Regions from separate parts of the Mus musculus genome. Here region 1 is linked to region 2. The links are chromatin contacts, found by Hi-C or POLR2A ChIA-PET in ENCODE. All regions are on one chromosome and are shown on one strand. Each heading gives the region's core, a stretch centred on a gene start or an enhancer-like site at or near the end of the contact. The rest is flanking DNA. Distances are from core to core; before and after follow the strand shown.

Evidence for each region. Hi-C counts contacts between places; a loop is a spot of excess contacts on that map. ChIA-PET counts read pairs that join two places held with the same protein, here RNA polymerase II (POLR2A).
Region 1: a map of CH12.LX shows a loop between it and region 2 (1.8-fold over the local background). The contact joins the enhancer-like site here to the promoter of Notch2 in region 2. A Hi-C loop is called at or near these places in 2 of 37 maps with a recorded cell type or tissue (CH12.LX and gastrocnemius). POLR2A ChIA-PET finds 5 or more read pairs at or near these places in 2 of 5 experiments (Patski and embryonic stem cell).

What each region holds. Positions count from the first base shown.
Region 1 is chr3:97,962,649-97,967,142 of GRCm38, reverse strand. Gm5544 (predicted gene 5544) reads right to left here. Exons shown (of 2, transcript NM_001033779.2): 2 at 125-837. The coding sequence starts at 728. The coding sequence ends at 357. Among named protein-coding and RNA genes, the nearest start is that of Gm5544, 35 kb to the right of the region's middle. Within about 2 kb of position 2,167, at least 1 of the 3 ENCODE cell types and tissues checked has a DNase peak (open chromatin) inside an H3K27ac peak, as active enhancers do.
Region 2 is chr3:98,012,046-98,016,612 of GRCm38, reverse strand. Notch2 (notch 2) reads right to left here and starts at 3,075. Exons shown (of 34, transcript NM_010928.2): 1 at 2,842-3,075. The coding sequence starts at 2,914.

The DNA.
Region 1 (4,494 bases), core at 918-3,417, 49 kb after region 2:
ATACACATGTGCACACAATTAAAAATAAATAAGTATATTTTTAAAGAGTACACTTGGAAAGGGCTTATTTACCAAACCAGGGTCTCCTGAAATGGTCAGTGGGAATGAAAATCAGGCTCAGGTTGAAGGGGTCTCCGAAAACCTAAGGTTGAGACAAGTTTATTGCAAGCAATCAGACTTTTTATACCCTTATCAGATACAGAATATAATGGCAGCTACAAAGAAGAATAGAATTATAACTGCCAGGATACAATGATTGCACACAAGATTAATGTCTAAGACTAATTGTCCAGCCTTCTTATATGCTTCACTGATTTCTTTGGGATACAGAGAATACAGTTGGCATGAATGTTTCACTACCCGAGGGAGTGACTCAGTTTCTCAGGAATTGAAAGGCACATAGTGCCCCAGAAGCCACAGACCCTAACCTGAAAACTCCACGACCCACACCTCTCAAGACAGCTAGACCAGGCCAATTCCATGATTCCCTGTACTTCTTTCTGCTGTTTGGAATCAATTTCCTGTTGTATCTTTAGGAAATGTGATCCCCAACTTTCAGAAGCTCTGAAAGGTCTGTCCATCATTCCCCAACAGGCCTGAAGCTTAACTATCGAGTTTCTCATGGGCCCACTTTGGGTTTTCCTCTCCCATATTCTTATGTAGAGCCATTTCCTCAGTAGGAGACCCAAGATGAATTCCAGCACGTTGGCTCCTGGACTTGGTACCATAGCCTTCTGCCACCTTGAAGGGTTGGAGGAGGCAGTAATTCATCTCTGGATCAGGATTCCTCTTCCTCATTCCTCATGTGTCTCCCTGAGGTCTTGGCTGTGAGCTATCCTATTAAAGAGAGAGAAAAAAATCAGACTTTTTAAGCCTTAGTGGTGACAGGGCATCCTGATACATCAGAGGCTCATGGGTGAAAGGGCAGAGGACTCACGGATGCTTCAGAGACTTCTGCTGTGGCATCAACCTGACTCAGAGGAGCTGAGACAGGAATAGATGAACAAAATGACTTTGATGCCTAGTGACTAAAGCTTAGTTTAAAGTCTAGAGGGACCAGTGTTCTGCACAGATGAGTAAGATAGGAAAGATTCTTCTGTCGTTGTTCTTCTTCTCTCATGTAATACATCCCAAGAGCAGAAGCCTCCCCTCTCCCCCTCCTCTCAAAACCCCCCTCCCCACACCTTCTCTCTACCTCAGATCTACTGCTTCTTCATGTCCCCTCAGAAAAGAGCAGGCCTCCATTATGGTACTTAGTGAACATGCATGAGGTCCAAGGTTCAACTCCCCAAGATTTAGAAAAAAAAAAGTTGTTTTTTTTTTTTTTTTAAAGCAGAGCTTTATTCTTATTGGATAATAATAACAAACGCATACCCAGCATTCTCCTCCTCTCTTTTGGTTTATTACTTTATTCAGCCTTCACAAGCCCATGAGGTATATCTTAGTATTGGCCTCGTATAGTAGAGTAGGAACCTGACATTCACAACTATCACTTCTGCAAGGGCACACAGCATCTAAGTGGCAAAGAGTAAGAATTTGGAGTAAGCTCCATTCTCTACTAACATTTACTTCCCTAAATATGTGCCAGGCTAGGGCTTTAGTCTGACCCTTGGATTTCTGAAGCACCTTAGGCAAAGAAAGACTAAAAAACAAAAAGTCCTGTTACACCCTTCGATTGTCAATATTAAGATTATTTACTTTTGAACTAATGAGGCACGGTCTTTAATCCTGTATTTTCATACACACTTTTCTCATAAAATTCATACCTACACGTCCATATTGTGGTATTCATGTGCTCGGGTATAATATGTCACCACCCACCGGGTCACCAGGTCCTGCTTCCTTCTTACTTCTTGTGACTAACATGGTTGCCATGAGTTTTTCCTGAAAGGAAATGAGCAGCCCATGTGTTGCCCAGATGGTGAAAGTCATGTAGAGGTCAATGACTTGAGCAAGGTCATAGACCAAGTTAACCACATTTGGCTCCAATCGGGATCAATAACGGCTGTGTGTCCTGTCTCATCCTTTGCTGGTCTGTCTATCCCGGTCCTGGGCCACATTCCAAACGGGGTCATCCGGTGTACACCGCCTGGCTGAAAACTCCCCCTGTGGTTTCGCTCACATCTGGTGTTTTTCACTTCTCTTTCTGACACGTGCTTTGATCCGATTGCTGCTACAGCAGAAAGATGTCCAAAGGCTGCGTGGAACACAGCTAATTCAGTGAGAGGTGAACAGTATGCCCGCCTCCCGAGGACAGAACTTCTAAAAATAAATGGTAACACAGTTGCAGTGCTCCATCCTTGAAGCATGCTAGAAGCCCCCAAACTTAGTACCTCTACCAGCTCATGACTGCCTACCATGTCTGAAGTCTTCCTCCCTCCCTTTTGTGAATGGCGAGGGTGAGGAGTGGCTTTGTGCCTTCCCTAAGGGTTCGTGGATCAGATCTCAACATCAGCTCACACACAAGCAGAATGATTCACAAGTTCACATCCACATCACCTTATCAACAACAGGCTTCTCCACTCTGTTCCTTTCAGCAGTTGTTATTACTAATTTTGTCCTGACCCCATTGTAACAAGTCTCTTCCTAAATTACAAGAGAATGTTTTATTACATTAATTTTCTAAGGGAGCTATTCAGGTATAGTAGTGCAACGCTTGTGATCTCACATCTGTAAACTCATGAAGCCCAGGCAGGAAGAGTATGAGTTTGAAGCCAACCCTGGGCTACATAGTAAGACCTCCTTTTTAAAAAACAAAACCAAAACAAGCAAAATCCCTCAAAATTATTTAAATAAAAAACATTAAGAACATGAAGAGCCGGGCAGTGGTGGCACACACCTTTAATCCCAGCACTCGGGAGGCAAAAGGCAGGCGGATTTCTGAGTTCGAGGCCAGCCTGGTCTACAAAGTGAGTTCCAGGACAGCCAGGATTATACAAAGAAACCCTGTCTTGAAACCCCCCCCCCCAAAAAAAAGAGCATGAAGAATAAAAAAAAAAAAAAGGGAGGGGGTGGAGAGAAGGCTCAGCTGTTAAGAGCACTGACTGCTCTTCCAGAGGTCCTGAGTTCAAATCCCAGCAACCTCATGGTGGCTCACAACCATCTGTAATAGGATCTGATGCCCTCTTCTGGTGTGTCTGAAGAGAACCACAGTGTGTGCACATAAAATAAATAAATAAATCTTAGACAAAAAAACAAAACCCCACAATTCTTTCATCTTACCAGCTCATTATTTTATTTCCTCTAATCTCATTTTCCTTACAGGTTCATAAATTTTTGTTCATTTACTGACTTTTACACAATGAGAACGATAATCTGCACACAGGTTTTTGTGCCCTGTTCTTTTGCTTACTTAACGTTATAAATGCTTCCTGTTGCTGCGGCTTGCATTTGGCTCCAGTCTCTCCCAAGCTCCGTGTGTTGAAATTAAACCCCGTTGTGATGTATTAAGGCTGAAGAAACTTAATCCCACTATGGACTTTAGAGGTGGGACTTTTGGGGAGGATTAAAATTAGACAGATAGAGCCGCCAGGGCTGACTCTTGGTGACTTTATGAAAGGAAGAGAAGGGGCTGGAGAGATGGCTCAGTCATTAAACTGCACATTGCCCTTACAGAGGACAGGCGTTAGGTTCCCTGGCTCACAACTGCCTGATGCCTCTGTGGGTGCCTGCACTCATGCACCCCCATCTGTATAGTTAAAAATAATCTTTAAAAATATTTTGTAATAAAAAAAAAGAGGGCCGGACGGTGGTGGCACATGCCTTTAATCCCAGCACTTGGGAGGCAGAGGCAGTCAGATATCTGGGTTCGAGGCCAACCTGGTCTACAAAGTGAGTTCCAGGACAGCCAGGGCTGTACAGAGAAACCCTGTCTCGAAAAAAACCAAATAAATCAATCAATAAATAAAAAAATAAAATAAAATAAAATAAAATAAAATAAAAAAGGGGAGAGCTGCCAGACACAAACACATGTACTCTTGTTTCTTCCCAAGTGATGACCTGTATTAACCTGGGCCTCTGGCATCACCAGGTGGACCCTCAGACTTGAGCCTCTGCAACCATATGCCAGAGCTTCTTTGTAAGAGAGCTCCTCTCTTTGTAAGAGACCAGTCTTTGCTATTGGCTGACTAGTGATATACCCAAAGCTCCCACGTTATCTTGAGGAAGGAAGGAGACACTGAATGGGAGAAAGACATTGGGGACTTCCATAAAGCATTGGGTCTGTGAATGAGTCTTGTGGGGACTTAACTTTTCCTTAGAGTGAAGCTAGAGAGAAATAGGGCTGTGTAGAGGGGGTGGGGCAAAACAACCCACAAATAAGCAGGAGGGTCCAGACGGTTTTTCTCCTGATGAGATGAACTAGAGGCTAGGCTACACATTTTGGTAACATCTTCCTCAACAGACCTCAGAGAAGAGCGGCTCACCACGGCTCACCGTAGACACAACCCCCACCCTTGGGAAAGAGCAATTTCCCTCGGCTGTGGAAAAGGATAG
Region 2 (4,567 bases), core at 1,826-4,325:
TCACAGTCTACAGCTTTCATGTTAGCAATTTCTGAATTCTTTAAGAGTCAAAAGGGTTAACTGCTGGAATGGCTGGTTAAAGCTGGGTTCACTGTGGAAACTATTAAAATCTAAAAGGCAAGATCTCATACACCTCTTGAAGGCAGAATTAATCTGTGATTGTCCCACTCGGTCAATTTGTCAAAATCTTTTGTAAGCCTTATTTAAAAAAAATAATAATACAGATTCTCAGGCCTCCTGTGTCAGGACACCAGGGTGCTGAGTGGAGGTCTGCTGCAGCCAGGACATGGAAGGGGCAGGGAGGAGGGTCACCAGGAATGGAAGAGTGGGAACTACATCAATGCAAATTCTGTGGGCAAAATAAAATTTCTGTGGGTGTGATATTTTTAAAATGTATTATAAGGTTTCTCTCAAGCATCCAAGCATATCCCACTGCGCTTAAACATTCTTTAAAGGTCCTGAAATCAGTGACAGGCCAGGTGAGCCAAGGCTGCCCTTCTGGGCAACACAAATCCACAGAGGAGGCAGAAAAGAGATGCCAAACACCATAAAACAAGAGATTCTGCAACCAACCACTCCCCCCTCCCTCCAAGAAAGAAAAACGGGAAATAGTTATAGGGTGAATTTTATCTCCACCCTAAAGGAAAAAAAAAAAAAACTTGTTCTTTTTATAGTAGGGATTCAACTGAGAAAGTGTCTAGGTGACAGCAAAACCAGGGAGTCACTCCCACCGCAGAGCCAAAAGCAAGCCAGAAGTAAGGGGAGTAAGGGGTGGTCCAGAGAATTGTTCAGAAGCTCACACAGATGGGTTGACAGCTCCTTGCCTTAGGAACCAGTGATGTTCAAATTAACAACTGGCCACGAGCCAAACACGGGAACACTCAAAACTTAGGGAGGGAGAGTTATAATTGGTACCTTGGCAAATACACCATAATAGATTAGGAAGCTTCCCTGCTAGACCCTGGGAAGATTTAAGATTTGCAACAACAACTAGCTCTTTAATCTCTTTCATGAGAATAGTTTAGCATCTAAAGAACACCTGTCCAAAACCCAAAATGCCTACATTTGAGCTGGACTGACACTCAGTGTGACGCCCCAACCGATATCGGTGACAGCGAGGGCCTGCATTAGCAGAAGTGGGGGCATCAGTTCAGCGCACTGGGGTTCAACATGGGAGAAAGCCCGTGTGCCAGCCTCATCCCATCTCTGTTGCCAGCGTTAGCACTTGTGAGTCACTTTACGTACTAGTCCCCGAAGTACTCAAGAGAAAAATAGTTAGGCTTTGAATCCTATTCCATATGGGAAAAGACACAGGTCATGAAGACTAAAGTTACTTTACTATGTAAAACAAGTCGTGGGGGACCAAGCACTTTCATCCTCAGAAAAAAAACCACACTAATCATACAGCTCTTTACACTAAGTCTACACTGAGGGCTAACAGCTTCACTCAAAGAAAAGGGGCAAGGCAAGAATGCCATCGTTGAGTTTTGAGGAAAACTTTCGGGAACCATTCAATCCTGAATTCAATCCTGGTCCACTTCTGAAAACCTACAGACCCAGCAATGTATGACATTCTAATTTTCCAGAAAGTATCTGGTTGATGCTGGACAGCCCAGCACTGTTTGCAGGTGATAAATAATCGAGTCTTCCTCAAAGCATCTGCGATTGGCATGTCAGCTGCCTGTTACAATGAACAAAGACCATACTTTTCTGAAACTCATCCCTTCTCTGAGGAAATGTACTAGAGTTTTTCTGGTAAAAGTTAATTGTTCTTGAGTAAAGGGGGACCCTACCAGTTCAACAAACCAGTACAAGACATAGCCCCACTGGAAGCACAGACTTCAAACCAGTACAAGACATAGCCCCACTGGAAGCACAGACTTCAAACCAGTACAAGACATAGCCCCACTGGAAGCACAGACTTCGAACCAGTACAAGACATAGCCCCACTGGAAGCACAGACTTCAAACCAGTACAAGACATAGCCCCATTGGAAGCACAGACCAAACCGCTGCTCCTGCCCTGAAACAACTTTTCTGAACATCTTTTAAGTGCTACGGGTTTAATATACATTCTTTTAATTAATCCTATTAGCTGGGTAATTTCATCCCCATTTTATTGGTGAGTTAATACAGAAGATTTGAATCCAGGATTACAGAGCTGGACTCCAAAGCCGAAGTTCTTTCCATACAACATTCCAAAGAAATGTAAAATCTAAAGATGTGGGTGGAGTGGGTAAAATATGATCCGATTTCCTTTCCTGGCTCCCACCAAGTTAGCGAGGGGGCACGGAATATCCCACCATAACAAGCCTTTCTAAGCAAGCACTTCGGATCAAGCAACGTCTCCACTTTTCCTCGCCTGCCCCTGCCCCACCCCCAACGGTGCCAAAAGAGCAGCAAGCTGCTGCCAGGTTGGAGGAGTTGGGGATCGTCACACCACATTCCTGGGGCTGGACGCACACTGGAACCGCAGCAGAGCTCCGCGCCTCGGAAAGAATAACAGCAGTTGAGATTTTCAATCATGTGGCTCAGCACGCTGCCACACCAGTTCCCCCACTGCTGCCTCCACCTATCCAAGACCTAAGCCCCACGCCCAACTCCTCCTCCGGACAAACCGACCGATCCGGGTGTCAAAAGCTGGGAACGCCGCAAGCCCCCGCCGCCCTCCCGACCACACTCGCACCTCGGCCCGCGAGCTGCTCGCCCGAGACCCCGCTAACGCGGAACCCGGGACGCTACGCGTTGCCAAGACTCGAGGCCCGGACGAGGCAGTTTGGAAGACGCAGTCCCCGTAGCGCAGAGACAGAGAGGGATGGTCTCCCGGGCGCCCGGTACTCACCGTGCGCGGGGCCCGCGCCGCACAGCCAGAGCCACAGCAGCGCCCGCAGCGCGGCGGGACGCAGAGCGGGCATCTTCGGGGCCGCAGCCAGAGCAGATCCGCATGGGGAGCGGGTCCCGACCAGGAGCCCGGCTCTCGCGTGCTCTACCCTGCCCCCGCGGCTCGCTGAGTCCTGGAGCTCCCGCTGCGCCGCCCCTGCACTCCGCGCAGCCAGGCCGCCGCCCGAAGTTTGGCTGAAAGTTTCTGGCTGCGCCGCGCGGCTGGGCGGCCCGCGTGTCCTTCCGCCTCGGCCTCCTCCCACCGCGAGGCTCCGCCCCCGTCGCCGCCGCGCGCCCAGGGGTTTCCCGCAGAAAGAAGCGCCGGTCCTCTGCGCGCGGAGGGATCTGAGTGAGCAGCACCCCGTACTCCGCCCGCTCGACCGCCGAGCCCGCCCATGAGCTCGGAAAGGGGGGCGGCTGAAGCGCCCAACATCAAACACTAGGGTTTACCCGGGTCCTGAACTTGTAGAGAGAGGCAGACCTCATGCCCCACACACCCACCCACACACTTCTTGGCTGGTTAGAGGAATGAGGGAGAGCAAAAACGAGACTGTCAACGGAAGGCAGAGGGCAAAGGCGCCAAAGTACTCTTAAGAGGACATTCCTTAAGATGCTCTGGGCATTTCGTTCATTCATCCGTCCATCCACCCACCCATCCTTGGTTCTTTTAGTGAACTTCGTGTAGCAAGGTGCTTGGGACACTGGAATCGTCCGCTCTAGGGTCTAGAAGAATTTAGGGGAGGCTTTCAAGAGACAGCAGGAGCTTGAAACTCTAGTCAAAGGTGTAGAAAATAGAAAGAAGAACCAGGAATACTCTTTATAACCTATTAATAGCTGCGAGTGAAGAGTAACCTAAATGCCCCACCCTTAGGGACTAGATGAATAATGCATAATTATAAGTGCAATACAATTGAAAATACCATCTTCATATACGTCAGCCGTAAAACCAAAATGATGATGAAAACACGAATCGCAGAGCGAGACTCTAAGAATGCCATTTACATATAAATGTTTCCAAACAACACTGAACATTGTATGGACGTTTGTGTGCATAGTTTTTAAAAGATAAAGCTATTACACTAACAATTTCCAAAGTGGGAGAGTGGAGGGTGTGATCTGTCTTAGGAATAAATGCATTTGTAGAACGAAATTGGCAACTACGAGGAATTGCATAAGTAACACAGGACTGTTTGTATTTCTGTCTTGACTACACGGGGAAGTCTTTATGGCCCAGGATCATGGCCTTCATCACTAGTGCCTATCAATTAGTAGATGGTGACCTAGAATGCAGAATACCGTTCAGCAAGTGCAAATGGGTGTGAACATTAAAACTGCAGTTTAATAAGCACTATAGAGTCTGAGGAAATGGATCAGCGGGAAAGAGTGCTTGCTGTGCAAGCACGGGGACCTGAGTTCAAATCTCCAACACTCACAGTGAAAGCCAGGTTTGACTATGCACATGCCTCAAACAGCTGTAGGGAGTAGAGTTAAATGAATCTCTGGGGCTAATTAGCAGGTAGCCCAGTTCCAGGTTCAGTAAGAGATCCCCCCCCCCCCAACCAGGGAATAAGTTAGAGAGTAATAGAACAGGATATCTGATGTCCTCTGACCTCCACACACATGAATATATACATACACATATACAGCATATATCATACATATATACCATATATCACACACATACAGCA